Linked DNA regions of Homo sapiens: all the other regions are linked to region 2. A link is a contact called in ENCODE Hi-C or POLR2A ChIA-PET data. All regions are on one chromosome and are shown on one strand. The core of a region is the stretch at or near the end of the contact, and the rest is flanking DNA. Distances in the headings are between cores, read along the strand shown. Region 1 holds the start of ZNF14 (zinc finger protein 14). Region 2 holds the start of RFXANK (regulatory factor X associated ankyrin containing protein). Region 3 holds the start of UBA52 (ubiquitin A-52 residue ribosomal protein fusion product 1). Region 4 holds the start of LSM4 (LSM4 homolog, U6 small nuclear RNA and mRNA degradation associated).

The links. A loop is a pair of places that touch in the nucleus more often than their neighbours do. ChIA-PET counts read pairs that join two places held with the same protein, here RNA polymerase II (POLR2A). Pooled maps may share reads with other maps.
Region 1: a loop to region 2 is called in a map of B cell, with 14 times the contacts of the local background. The contact joins the promoter of ZNF14 here to the promoter of RFXANK in region 2. A Hi-C loop is called at or near these places in 1 of 168 maps with a recorded cell type or tissue (B cell) and 5 of 50 pooled maps. POLR2A ChIA-PET finds 5 or more read pairs at or near these places in 2 of 52 experiments (CD4-positive, alpha-beta T cell and GM12878).
Region 3: a loop to region 2 is called in a pooled map, with 15 times the contacts of the local background. The contact joins the promoter of UBA52 here to the promoter of RFXANK in region 2. A Hi-C loop is called at or near these places in 3 of 37 single-sample maps with no recorded cell type and 9 of 50 pooled maps. POLR2A ChIA-PET finds 5 or more read pairs at or near these places in 2 of 52 experiments (GM10248 and H1).
Region 4: a loop to region 2 is called in a pooled map, with 38 times the contacts of the local background. The contact joins the promoter of LSM4 here to the promoter of RFXANK in region 2. A Hi-C loop is called at or near these places in 1 of 37 single-sample maps with no recorded cell type and 7 of 50 pooled maps. POLR2A ChIA-PET finds 5 or more read pairs at or near these places in 2 of 52 experiments (HEK293T and PC-9).

Annotation. Positions count from the first base shown.
Region 1 is chr19:19,731,502-19,734,666 of GRCh38, reverse strand. It overlaps ZNF14 (zinc finger protein 14), which reads left to right and starts at 1,555. Exons shown (of 4, transcript NM_021030.3): 1 at 1,555-1,711. The coding sequence starts at 1,709. RefSeq lists a silencer at 1,900-2,049.
Region 2 is chr19:19,190,524-19,193,746 of GRCh38, reverse strand. It overlaps RFXANK (regulatory factor X associated ankyrin containing protein), which reads right to left and starts at 1,489. Exons shown (of 10, transcript NM_003721.4): 1 at 1,193-1,489; 2 at 647-787. BORCS8-MEF2B (BORCS8-MEF2B readthrough) reads left to right here and starts at 1,595. Exons shown (of 12, transcript NR_027308.2): 1 at 1,595-1,666. It overlaps BORCS8 (BLOC-1 related complex subunit 8), which reads left to right and starts at 1,595. Exons shown (of 6, transcript NM_001145784.2): 1 at 1,595-1,666. The coding sequence starts at 1,630. RefSeq lists an enhancer at 623-712.
Region 3 is chr19:18,570,354-18,573,470 of GRCh38, reverse strand. It overlaps UBA52 (ubiquitin A-52 residue ribosomal protein fusion product 1), which reads right to left and starts at 1,614. Exons shown (of 5, transcript NM_001033930.3): 1 at 1,562-1,614; 2 at 68-178. The coding sequence starts at 170. RefSeq lists enhancers at 249-925, 1,564-1,903, 2,114-2,233, 1,604-2,280.
Region 4 is chr19:18,321,823-18,324,819 of GRCh38, reverse strand. It overlaps LSM4 (LSM4 homolog, U6 small nuclear RNA and mRNA degradation associated), which reads left to right and starts at 1,744. Exons shown (of 5, transcript NM_012321.5): 1 at 1,744-1,802. The coding sequence starts at 1,800. LOC105372300 (a long non-coding RNA gene) reads right to left here. Exons shown (of 2, transcript XR_007067157.1): 2 at 2,823-2,997. RefSeq lists enhancers at 603-1,205, 1,404-1,623 and a silencer at 1,684-1,863.

The DNA.
Region 1 (3,165 bases), core at 306-2,805, 540 kb before region 2:
AAGAAAGATAAATAGATCCAGAAAAATCCAGAAATTTGATATCTACATACAATAGAATACAATTCTATTCTATTGTATGTAGATTTAGGAACTGACTAATTTAGGAACTCTTTAAAAAATGTTTAAATAAAGCATTAAAAAGAAGTAAATTGGGGACAGGCGAGGTGGCTCACACCCCCAGCACTTTGGGAGGCCAAAGAGGGCAGATCACCTGAGGTCAGGCGTTCGAGACCAGCCTGGCCAACATGGTGAAACTCTATCTCTACTACAATACAAAAATCAGCCGGGAGTAGTGGTGGGCGCCTGTAATCCTGGCTACTCAGGAAGCTGAGTCAGGAGAATCACTTGAACCTGGGAGGCAGAGGTTGCGGTGGCTGAGCGCCACTGCACTCCAGCCTGGGCAACGAGAGCGAGACTCCATCTCCAAAGGAAAAAAAAAGAAGTAAATTGGCCGGTGGCAGTGGCTCACACCTGTAATCCCAGCACTTTGAGAGGTCGAGGCAGGAGGATTGCTTGAACCTAGGAGTTCGAGACCAGCCTGGGCAACAGAAGGAGACACACATCTCTACCAAAAATTAAAATTAAAATTAAAACAATTAGCCAGGCCTGGTAGTGCGTGCGTGTAGTCCCAGATACTTAGGAGGCTCAGGTTGGAGGCTTGCTTGAATCCAGGAGTTGAAGCCTGCAGTGAGCAATGATCACACCACTGCACTTCAGCCTGGGCTACAGAGCAAAACCCTGTCTCTTAAAAAAAAAAAAAAGAAGAAGAGGCCGGGCGTGGTGGCTCACGCCTGTAATCCCAACGCTTTGGGAGGCCGAGGCCGGCAGATCACGAGGTCAGGAGATCGAGACCATCCTGACTAACACAGTGAAACCCCGTCTCTACTAAAAAAATACAAAAAATTAGCCGGGCGTGGTGGCGGGCGCCTGTATTCCCAGCTACTCGTGAGGCTGAGGCAGGAGAATGGCGTGAACCCGGGAGGCGGAGCTTGCAGTGAGCCGAGATGCGCCACTGCACTCCAGCCTGGGCGACAGAGCGAGACTCCGTCTCAAAAAAAAAAAAAAAAAGAAGAAATAAATCCTAACACATACTACAAGGTGAAGCTCGAGGACATTATGCTAAGTGAAATAAGCACGTCAGGAAAGGACAAATACTTTATGACGCCATTTACATGAGATTCCCACAGTCAAATTCACGAACTCAGACAATGGAATGGAGGTTGCAAAAGACCCTGAGGGAAGGAGGTGCACGGGGAGTTGTGCAACGAGACAGATTTCAGTGTTGCAAGATGAAAACAATTCTGGAAATTGGCTTCACAATGTGAATGTATTTAACAGTACTGAAGAGAACACTTAAAATGGATGGGAGGCAAAGAACACATTCGGTTTAAACGCAAACGTCCTGGCGGGGACAAGCCGGACTGAAGCCAGGCCAGCTCAACCACGCCCCTTCCTGCTCCGCTGTCACTCAGTGATAAAGAGGCGGGGCCATTGGATCTGTCCAATCAGGACCTCAGCTGAAAAGATGTGAGCGGCGCCACGCTGGGCCTGCGCAGTGCGGACGTCGCCATTCCTGGCCCATGGGAAGATTGCGTTTCACCTGCTCCTGAAGGCCGAAGGTGGCTCTAGCGCATCCTTTGTCGCGCCGTGACCTGCAGGTACTGACAGATCCGTAGGGAGGACACCGTGACTTCCCGGACGCTGGGAAATGGTGAGTGTGCGGGGCCAGTGTCCGAGGGGAGGTTTCTGGTTGGAACCGTCTGTGGCCGAGGCCGGGGACCTCCTTGCAGTCAACTCCGGGGTTTGCAGACCCGGGGGCCACCGCGGGCGCAGTTCGGCCCTCGGTCCTCTCTGTGGGAGCTGGACCCGCAGCCGGGAGCCCCAGCGTCCTGTCCCGTCCCCGCGGGGCGACCTCGGCCCCCGGTCCTGGAGCCCTCTATGGGCAGCTCTGCGCCCGCAGCCCCGCGTCTCCCCGGATTGTTCGGTGACAGCGGGAGGGTCCTGGGGAGATCCCATCTCGGTCTGTGGGGTTTGTGCGTTTAAGAAACCACTTGGTTGGAAACCTTACGATGAATCCACGGGTGCGTTTCCTCACTTGTGAGAACCGAAGCCTGGCTAGGTCCTTGCTGCCGGGGTCAGGTTCCTGTGGCTGTTCAAACGCCCCTGCCCTCATCACCAGGGACTGACCCCCTCTAGTGCTCCCAGCACTCAAGTCTGGGGGTGTTTTTGACCTTCTGAATGTGGGCTTTCTTTTCGAACTGCGGGGAAGGGGACTCCTTATCTTAACTGATCAGAAAGTTTGTGTTTCTTCCCTTTGGACTCCTTGATCAAATATTAATTCTAGCCACCCTTAATTCCAGTTTCCCTTCGCTCTGGGTAATTTTGTTCCCTTGCGTGAATGTGTGCGATTTTTAGTTTCTTTGGTTTCTGGATGGAATTAATTGTGAGCTTGTTCAGGTTCTTTTAAATTTTCTTGTTTGTGTGTGTTTATCTGTGTGGTTTCTACCCAAGAGATTTCGCCTATGTTGGAGTGCCATGATGATGCAAAATCTCTGTATGTCATTTGTTCCGTATATAAGTGGTAAGCATTTTTTTTTGTGTGTGACGGAGTCTCGCTCTGTCGCCCGGGATGGAGTGCAGTGGCGCGATCTCCAGCTCACTGCAAGCTCCGCCTCCCAGGTTCAAGCCATTCTGCCTCAGCCTTCCCAGTAGCTGGGACTACAGGCGCCCGCCACCACGCCCAGCTAATTTTTTTGTATTTTTAGTAGAGACGGGGTTTCACCGTGTTAGCCAGGATGGTCTCGATCTCCTGACCTTGTGATCTGCCCGCCTTGGCCTCCCAAAGTGCTGGGATTACAGGCGTGAGCCACCGCGCCCGGCTAAGTGGTAAGCTTTGAGGTGTTTGTGAGAGTGATGTTTATGACACACACCACTTTGATACATTCTGATTGTAAGTGTATGTTGTGATTTTTTCTTTCCTCGTGTGGTTGTAATAGGTCAGTGTGTTTTTCTCTGAGCAATTAACCAGTGGAAGGTTCCTAAGTCTAGAGTCATTGTGGGTAGTTTTGTTGTTGTTTTTTTTCTTTTTTTTGAGATGGAATCTCACTCTGTCGCCCAGGCTGGAGTGCAACGGCATGATCACAGCTCACTGCAACCTCTGCCTCC
Region 2 (3,223 bases), core at 240-2,739:
CTACAATGTGCAATGTTTAAGAGCCTGGGCTCTGGCAGGGCACAGTGGCTCACGGCTGTAATCCCAGCACTTTGGGAGGCCGAGGAGGGTGGATCATGAGGTCAGGAGTTCGAGACCAGGCTGGCCACCATGGTGAAACCCCATCTGTACTAAAAATACAAAAATTAGCCAAGCGCGGTGGCGGGCGCCTGTGATCCCAGCTACTCGGGAGGCTGAGGCAGAATTGCTTGAACTCGGGAGGTGGAGGTTGCGGTGAGCAGAGATCGCACCACTGCACTGTAGCTGGGGCGACAGAGCAAGACTCTGTCTCAAAAAAAAAAAAAAAAAAAAAAAAGAAAGGAAAAAAAAGCCGGGGCTCTGGGGTCAGCTGTCTGGGTTCGAATCCCTCAATTTATAGGCCGTGAGAACTTGGGCACGTGACTTAACCTTTGAGCCTCAGTTTCCTCCACGACAAAATGTGGAAATGAGACCTACAACGAATTATGTCTGTACATAGCTTATCGGGGGATCTGCTAAGCGTGGAGCTCAATAAATATTCGCTATGGTTGTTGGGAGGGGCTCCCCATAATGAGTGACGGCTCAACAAAGGTGCGATTGGTCCCAGTCCCACCCGAGCCTCCTAAATCGATCCAGGAGGTCCACTCACCTCCCCACGAGCCTCCTCTGTCCCCCCGCGCCGAAAGCCCAGTTCTCTCAAAACTTGGGGGCCCAAGTCACAAACTTTTCTCTTCCAATGGATATAGCAGGAGGCAAACTGGAGACCGGACCCTCAGCGATCTGGCTTCCTCTGCCGGGACAGAAAGCAACTTGATACTCGACCGCTACCCCCACCCCAGAGCTCCCCCACTGCGCTTGCGCACCCCCGCCCCCCAAAAGTGAGGAAGGGCCCGGGCAGTAAGTGCTGCCTCTGGCCCTTTAAGACTTAGGGGAGGGCGTGGGTTCCGCTGGGGTCCTGGGAGGGCAGTTGCGCCTGCGCCTTCTTTTCCCCTCCTCACCGACTCGGAGGGAATGGGCGGGGCCTAAAGGGCTCTGAGAATTTCACTACGCCTGCGCCCGCTCACCTTTACCCTGCCCACAGATTTTTCCAGAGGGAGCCAATTGGCTCCGGCTTCGGGTAGATGGGCGGGGCTATCTCAAGAAGAAGAAGTAGGGGAAGTACGCGGGGCGTCTGGAACTTAAAGGGGCAGCGTACCTTGGCCGTCCCGTTCCACAACAAGGTCCCTTCTGCGGTCTCAAAGGCTTATAAGCAAGGGCGGGGGCAGAGGGCTAAAGAAGGGAGTTTTTGCGGCCCGAGTGGGTAATGCGTGGAGGACTCCCCCAACTCGTCTCTCAAGGAAAAGGGGGTTCAGAAAGGGAGAGAGTTCTTCCCCCTCTCCTGCCTGGGTGTCGCTCCACCAGCCTCCTGGCCGTCGCGCCCCCTCCTCACTGCGCCACCCCCGGGTGTGCCTCCTTCCCTGCGTCTCACACAGCCCCTTTCTTGTCCGCAAAGACTGAGGAGCGGGGAGGGCGGGCCCTCTGACACCGGAACAGGAGCCGTGCGGCGTCCGGTTTCAGCAGGGAAGGCTTAGGCGGGCGTCCCAACCTCCGGGCTTCCGGTGCCGTTTCCCGGTTCGCTCGGCCGCGGTCGCTATGGAGGAGCCGGAGATGCAGCTCAAGGGGAAGAAAGGTGGTGCGGGCCTGCGGGCGGGACAGAGGGGGCCGGTAACTTGTGGAGGGGCGGCCTGACAAAGGCCGGGCGCGGAGGGACCGTGCGAGGAGCAGTGATTGAACTGCCGTCCAATCCCAGCTCTGCCGCTGACTAGTTTTGAAACCTGTAGAAAGGCTCCGTGTCTGCTTTAATTACCGGTCCCCCCAGGATTGTTTCAAGAATTCAGTAGCTGAGGCTGGGAGTGGTGGCTTTGTAATCCCAGCACTTTGGGAGGCCTAGGCGGGAGGATCGCTTGAGCCCGAGACCAGCCTAGGTGACATAGTGAGATCTCGTCTCTAAAAAAATACAAAAATTAGCCGGGCGTGGTGGCGCACGCCTGTGGTCCCAGCTACTTGGGCGGCTAAGGTGGGAGGATTGCTTGAGCCCGGGAGGTCAAGGCTGCACTGCAGTGGGCTACGGTCGTGCCACTGCACCCCCAGCCTGGGTGACAAGTGAGACCCTGTCTAAAAAAAAAAAACTCAACAACCTGATATTTGTAATGCATTGGAAGAATCCCCGGGGCGTAGTAATCGCTGTGCGTCTTGTTTCCTTTTTTTTTTTTTTTTTTGAGACAAGGTATCACACTGTCGCCCAGGCTGGGGTGCGGTGGCGCGATCATGGCTCACTGTAGCCTCGATCTCTCTGGCGCGGGCGATCCTCTTGCCTCAGCTTCTCCAGTAGCTGGGACTACAAGTGCACACCACCACATCAGGCTAATTCTTTAATTTTTTTTTTTTTTGACGGAGTCTCGCTCTGTCACCCAGGCTGGAGTGCCGTGGGGGGATCTCAGCTCACTGCAACCTCAGCCCCCTGAGTAGCTAGGATTACAGGCACACACCCCCATGCCCAGCTAATTTTTTTGTATTTTTAGTAGAGACGGGGTTTCACCTTGTTGCTCAGGCTAGTCTCGAACTCCTGACCTCGAGTGATCCACCCACCTTGGCCTCCCAAAGTGCTGGGATTACAGGTGTGAACCACTGCACCCAGCTAATCCCCTATACTTTAAATCACCCTAGATTACTCACATCTAGAATACATAATACAGGCCTACACATCACTTCATTCACATGGATTCAAAGAAGTGCTTCGTGTAGGGCAGATTGAAGTTTTGCTTTTTGAAACTTTGTGGAATTTTTTTTTTCCTATTTTCCATCCACGGTTGGTTGAATCCACAGATTCGGGAACCATGGATAACGGAGGGCATGAGTATGAGGCATGAGCCACCGTGCCTTGTCTGTTATGCTCACCTTTCTTCTTCTTTTTTTTTATTTGAGACGGAGTTTTGCTCTTGTTGCCAAGGCTGGAGTGCAATGGCGTGATCATGGCTCACGGCAACCTCCGCCTCCCGGGTTCAAGTGTTTCTCCTGCCTCAGCCTCCCGAATAGCTGGGATTACAGGCATGCACCACCATGCCTGGCTAATTTTGTATTTTCAGTAGAAACGGGGTTTCTCCACGTTGGTCAGGCTGGTGTCGAACTCCCAACCTCAGGTGATCCTCCCGCTTCGGCCTCCCAAAGTTCTGGAATTACAGGCGTG
Region 3 (3,117 bases), core at 365-2,864, 620 kb after region 2:
GAGACTCCCCTGGGCAGAGAGGGACTCCCAGTTCACAGCCAGAGCCCCCACACCCAGCCCTACTCACCCTCCTTGTCTTGAATTTTGGCTTTGACATTCTCAATGGTGTCACTGGGCTCGACCTCAAGGGTGATGGTTTTGCCAGTGAGGGTCTTCACAAAGATCTGCATGTTTGCGTCTGCAGGAGGAAGGGAGGCAGGATAGACTGGTGAGCAATGCATGCCTGAGTAGCACAAGCTCAGGTGCCTACACCACAGTTGCTATCCCTTTGCCTGCACCAAGTCCAACTGGTCCTGCCCCAGTACCTGTCTTCCTTTCACTCCTCCAAGCCTGGCCCTGCTAGGCTTCTCACACACCCTGGCCTGTAGTCTAAACATGTCCTGGAACTAAAGACCACATGTCCTCCACCCTCCTGACCGCACGGGTGCTCTTCAGGAACACAGACTGTGGTTATTCTCCTTAGGTTTAGCGGCGGAAGGACTCGTCAGTATCTCCTGATGGAATAAGTACCCTTTGGCATCATCTTGCTAGATCCATCTTCCCTGAAGGCGGTCCCACCCTCTTCCACGGCAGCCAGGTCCTGATCTGCACAGGCTGCTCCTGCTGCCAGCCTGGATGGGAAGCCATCCCCTACAACACACATGCCTTCCTGTCGCAGCCTCTCTCCTCTCTAACTCCAAGCTGGAGCACCCAACACTCTTAGCTTCCTTCTCAATTACACCAAAACTCTCCAGACCCCACTTCTTGCCTTGACCCCAAACCACGAACATCACTTAGTATCTACCAACCACCTGCCAAGCATTGTTCACATATAAAAGTTGACTTAAAAAGACAAAGAATCGACCGGGCGCAGGGGCTCATGCCTGTAATCCCAGCACTTTGGAAGGCCGAGGCAGACGGATCATTTGAGGTCAAGAGTTCAAGATGAGCCTGGCTAACATGGTGAAACTCCGTCTCTACTAAAACTACAAAAATCAACTGGGCGTGGTGGCAGGCGCCTATAATCCCAGCTACTCGGGAGGCTGAGGCAGAAGAATCGCTCGAGCCCGGGAGGTGGAGATTGCAGTGAGCCGAGACCGCACCACTGAACTCCAGCTTAGGCGACAGAGCAAGACTCCATCTGAAAAAAATACAAATAGTCTAAAGAAAAGTCTAAAAAGCAGACACTACCACCAGCTCCTCCTTACAGACGTAGTAATGGAGCCAGGTATGAAGACTCAGCTCGAGAAATTTAGTATTTCCAAAGCGACTGACGCAGTGACTGGCAGAGTTAACGCTACACGCTCAATACCCCTCTCTCATTAACTCGGATCTGCCCCGAGGACCTCTTCCCGCCCGAGGCCTCGTGGGGTCACGCTGGCAGGCAGAGCAGGCAGGCTCCTCTCCAAAACGGCGCTCGCCTCCTGGGCCCCGGTCTGGGCTCCGAGCCGTGGCCTCGCGAGCCCTGCCCAGCCACCCTGCCGAGACTGGCCCGCATGAGCCAGCTCAGGGCCGCCTCTTCTGCCGCCCAGGCCCCTGCAGCCTCCCGCAGCCCCCAACCCGCTCTCGGCCCGGCGCGAACCCGCACGACCGCCGCCACCAACCAGCTCGGCCGCCTCGCTGAAGAAAAAGAAGATAGCGGAACCGGAAACCACCTAATCGCCGCCGAAAGCGCTTGCGCACGGAGCACGCCGGACGCCTGCGTCACAATTCGCGCCGCGCCTTGGGCCCCGCCCTGCCGCCATCTTGGATGCTGGCGAACGAAGCCGCAGCGCACGTGGGTGAAGGTCGCCCACCCGCTTCCGGTTGTGGGCCCCGCCCGCCGAGTCACTTGAGACGATTGCACCTCTCCCCGTGTTTGCGTCCGCTGCCTCTAGGCCACTGACAACCGCTGGCGGTTGGCGGGCCCTCAGCGAATAGCTGAACGGAGTAGAGGAGAATGTTTTCTAATAAAGCAAAGGTATTAAGCAGAGGACTGCGGGTCCAGGACGCAGGAGTCGGGGCTGGGAAAGCACCTAACACCTGGAATCGGTTATTATAAAGCTCTCGGCCGCTGTGCCTGAATGGATTTCAGGACAGCAGCAGGGAGAGCAGACGGTACTACCGCATTCGCCCAGAAAGGTGGTGGTGCCTGACAAAAGGTGTCAAGCGGGACTCAGGATTTTTTTTTTTTTTTTTTTTGAGACGGAGTTTCGCTCTCGTTGCCCAGGCTGTAGTGCAATGGCGCGATCTCGGCTCACCGCAACCTCCGCCTCCTGGGTTCAAGCAATTCTCCTGCCTCAGCCTCCCGAGTAGCTGCGATTACAAGTGTGCGACACCATGCCTGGCCACTTTTGTATTTTTAGTAGAGACGGGGTTTCTCCATGTTGGTCAGGCTGGTCTCAAACTCGCGACCTCAGGTGATCCGCCCGCCTTGGCCTCCCAAAGTGCTGGGATTACAGACGTGAGCCACTGCAGTGTCTCTTTTCAGTGTAGGATCCAGATTTGTGGGTGGTTAAAAAGTGCCAGGGCGGGACCTGGGTCCGGTGACTCACGCCTGCACTTTGGGAGGCCGAGATGTGCGGATCACCTGAGGTCGGGAGTTCGAGACGAGCCTGACCAACATGGAGAAACCGCATCTCTACTAAAAATACAAAATTAGCTGGGCGTGGTGGCGCATGCCTGTAATCCCAGCTACTCAGGAGGCTGAGGCAGGAGAATCGCTTGAACCCGGGAGGCAGAGGTTGCAATTAGCCGAGAGAGTGCCATTGCACTACAGCCTGGGCAACAAGAGCAAAACTCCGTCTCAAAAAAGAAAAAAAAAATTACAAAAATTTTTCAGGTGTGGTGGCGGGTGCCTGTAATCCCAGCTACTCAGGAGGCTGAGGCAGGAGAATCGCTTGAATCCGGGAGGTGGAGGTTGCAGTGAGCTGAGTTCACGCCACTGCACCCAGCCTGGGTGACAGAGTGAGACTCCATCTCAAAAAAAAAAAAAAAAAAAAAAAGTGCCACGGCGGGTGCAGTGGTTCACACTTGTAATCCCAGCACTTTGGAAGGTCAAAGAGGGAGGATTACTTGAGGTCAGGAATTCACGACCAGCCTGGAAGACATAGTGAGACCCTGTCTCTACAAAAAAAAGTTTTATTTTGAACTATCCAG
Region 4 (2,997 bases), core at 495-2,994, 870 kb after region 2:
TTTCTCTTTTTGCACACAAAAGAGGACATATTGTAAAAACTGTTCTCTACCTTGGTTTTTTTCACTTAAGATATCCAGACACCATTCAATGTCAGTATATGAAGATTGTCTTCATTCCTTTTTATAGCTGTATTACTCTATTATTTGGTCGCATTGGGTTTTTTTCAGTCTTTTGATATTATGAATAATGTCAATAAATAGCATCAGTCATTTAAAAACGAGGCTGGGCGTGGTGACTCATGCCTGTAATCCCAGCACTTTGGGAGGCCAAGGTGGAAGGATCACCTGAGGTCAGGAGTTCGAGGCCACCTCCTGGCCAACATGGCAAAACCCCGTCTCTGCTAAAAATACAAAAATTAGCTGGGCATTGTGGCATGTGCCTGTAATCCTAGCCACTCGGGTGGCTGAGGCAGAAGAATCCCTTGAACCCAGGAGGGAGGGGTTGCAGTGAGCTGAGATCGCACCACTGCACTGCAGCCTGGGTGATAGAATGAGACTCCATCTCAAAAAAAAAAGAACAGGGTCTTCGCAGATGTAATTAAGGATCTTGAGATGACATTATCCTGAAATTTATGGTGGACTTAATAAGAGAAAGGAGTGTCCTTTACAAGAAAAAGGAGCGGCCGGGCTCGGTGGCTCACGCCTGTAATCCCAGCACTTTGGGAGGCAGAGGAGGGAGGATTGCTTGACCCCAGGAGTTCGAGACCAGCCTGGACAACATAGGGAGACCCTGTCTCTACTACAAAAAAAAAAAAGAAAAAAAAAAGGAGAGATACATTTGAGACTCAGAGACACACAGAGAAGGCCAAGTGACGACAAAGGCAGAACGCGGAAGGCTGCATCTACAAGCCAAGAACTCCAAGGATTCCCAGCAGCCACCAGAACCCAGGAGAGAGGCATAGGACACACAGATTGTCCTCAGAGCCTCCAGAGGGAGCCAACTGTGCTGACAACCTCACTTCATTATTCTGATCTCTTGAATTGTGAGAAAATCACGTTCTGTTGTTTTAAACCTCGCAGTGTGTGGGCATTTGTTACAGCAGGCCCCAGAAAACTAATAGCATTCGCCTATTTACTTTGTTTACTGTCTGTCTCCCTGAGGGCCACGAATTTTGTGTTTTGTTCATTCTGTGAGCAGAAACAGGCACAGAGTAGGTAATAAGTACTTAATATGTGCCAGACGCTGTTTTAAGTGCTTTTACATGGTTTCATTCATTTCATCCTTACAGTAAGCAACGTTTTGGAGCAGACACTACTATTTACAGGGAGCAAACTGAGGCCCCGAGGGTCGTGGTCAGGATTCCAACCTATTAAATGATGTTCCCTGGATAATTACAGAATCAGAAAACTAGGAGTCGGAAGGGCAACATCAGGCACGGCCCAATCACCACGAAGCCTCGATTTCTCTCTCTCTACTGCAAACGAAAGGCATTAACTGGCTTTGCCCACAGCGTGGAGCCCAGGAGACCGACGAAGGTTTCACCTGCGCACGCATTTCCTCACAATGCACCCCGCGCCGGCGCGCGTTGCTCCGCCTCCTTTTGCATTACAAGCCGCGGCACTTTACGGCTCTCGTCCTCGTTCCTCCGGCGGGAACACGGCCCGCCCCGCCCTTTCGCCCAGCGGGCCCCGCCCTACTCCGCGTGGATTGGTTGACCGCCCTTCGAGCCCGGTGCTGACTGGCTTGCGTCTCTGCCACTTTCTTTCAGCTTAGTGGCGCGCGGCGCGGCGACGACCGCCGGGAGCGTGTGCAGCGGCGGCGGCGGAAGTGGCCGGCGAGCCCGGTCCCCGCCGGCACCATGGTGAGGGCAGGGCAACTGCGGGGTCTCACCGGGAGGCGGGAACAGCAGTCGTTGGGATCCCTGCGGGCGGGCGCTGTGGGCTTGGTTGGCGCGGGGCGAACGTAAGGTCCGAGCCTCGAGTCCCGCCCCCCGGCACGAGGCTGGGAAACTGAGGCCGGAGACTGCAGGTGGCTCTATCACGTTCGTGTCTGGGATTTAGGGTTGCACGGACTTGTATCCACAGTACAGTGGCCTCGCCTTAGTTAGTTTTCCCAGTTTGCAGGTGGGGAAACTGAAGTAAAAAAAAAAAAGGTGGGGATCCGCCAAATGCAGCAGAGAGTTTTTGGGCAGGGAAGGGGTCCCTTACGCTTCGGGCCCAGTCTGACCTCCCTGATTGAAAACTAGAGTGCTGGGAAGTAGGGGGCCAGTCTGAGTTGTGAAACTTAGTTTTAGGAATTTCAGAGCTTGCAAGATGCTAGCAGCACAGCCTCCTAGGCCTCTTGGTTTCTGGCTGAAAAGCAGGCCTGGTGCTGGGGTGTGGTGTTTCTCCTTGGGTCACATAGCATGTCATTCCAGCGGAAGGGGGCGTTTTGAGCTAGGGGTGGACAAAGTACATCCTCCCAATACAAAGAAGGAAAAATTGCGGCCCAGGTCTCTGCAGGGCCCATTGTTTATGATTCTGGAAGTTCTGGATCTGGGCTAGAAAGTGCCCGTGTCCCCCACTGTGCAGATCGGAAAAGGAATTCAGAGCTGGGAGTTTCCTGGCCCATCAGCTTCTGGTCCTTCTTTTTTCAATGAGAGAAACCAAGGCCCTTGTTGGGGATGTGACTTCCAGACTCTGTGAGACAGTGGGAGATTCAGTAACCAGGAGGGTCCCCCAGGGGTGGCTGCATCAGAACTGTGGATTAGTGAGAACTCTCCCTAAATCCGGCTGGTCAGTGTGTAACCACCCAATGGGTTCACCTTGCCTGTCTTCCTAGACAGATTTATCAAGACAGGGGAATTGCAGTGGAGAAAGAGTATTTCACACAGAGCCAGCTATGCAGGAGACCAGAGTTTTATTATTGCTCAAATCAGTCTCCGCTGAGCATTAGGGGATCCGAGTTTTGAAAGATAATTTGGCGGGTAGGGGCTCAGGAAGTGGGGAGTGCTGATTGGTTGGAGCTTCCTGAGGTCGATGGAGTCATCGACGGGAGTGTTGAAGTGAGGTTTTCTT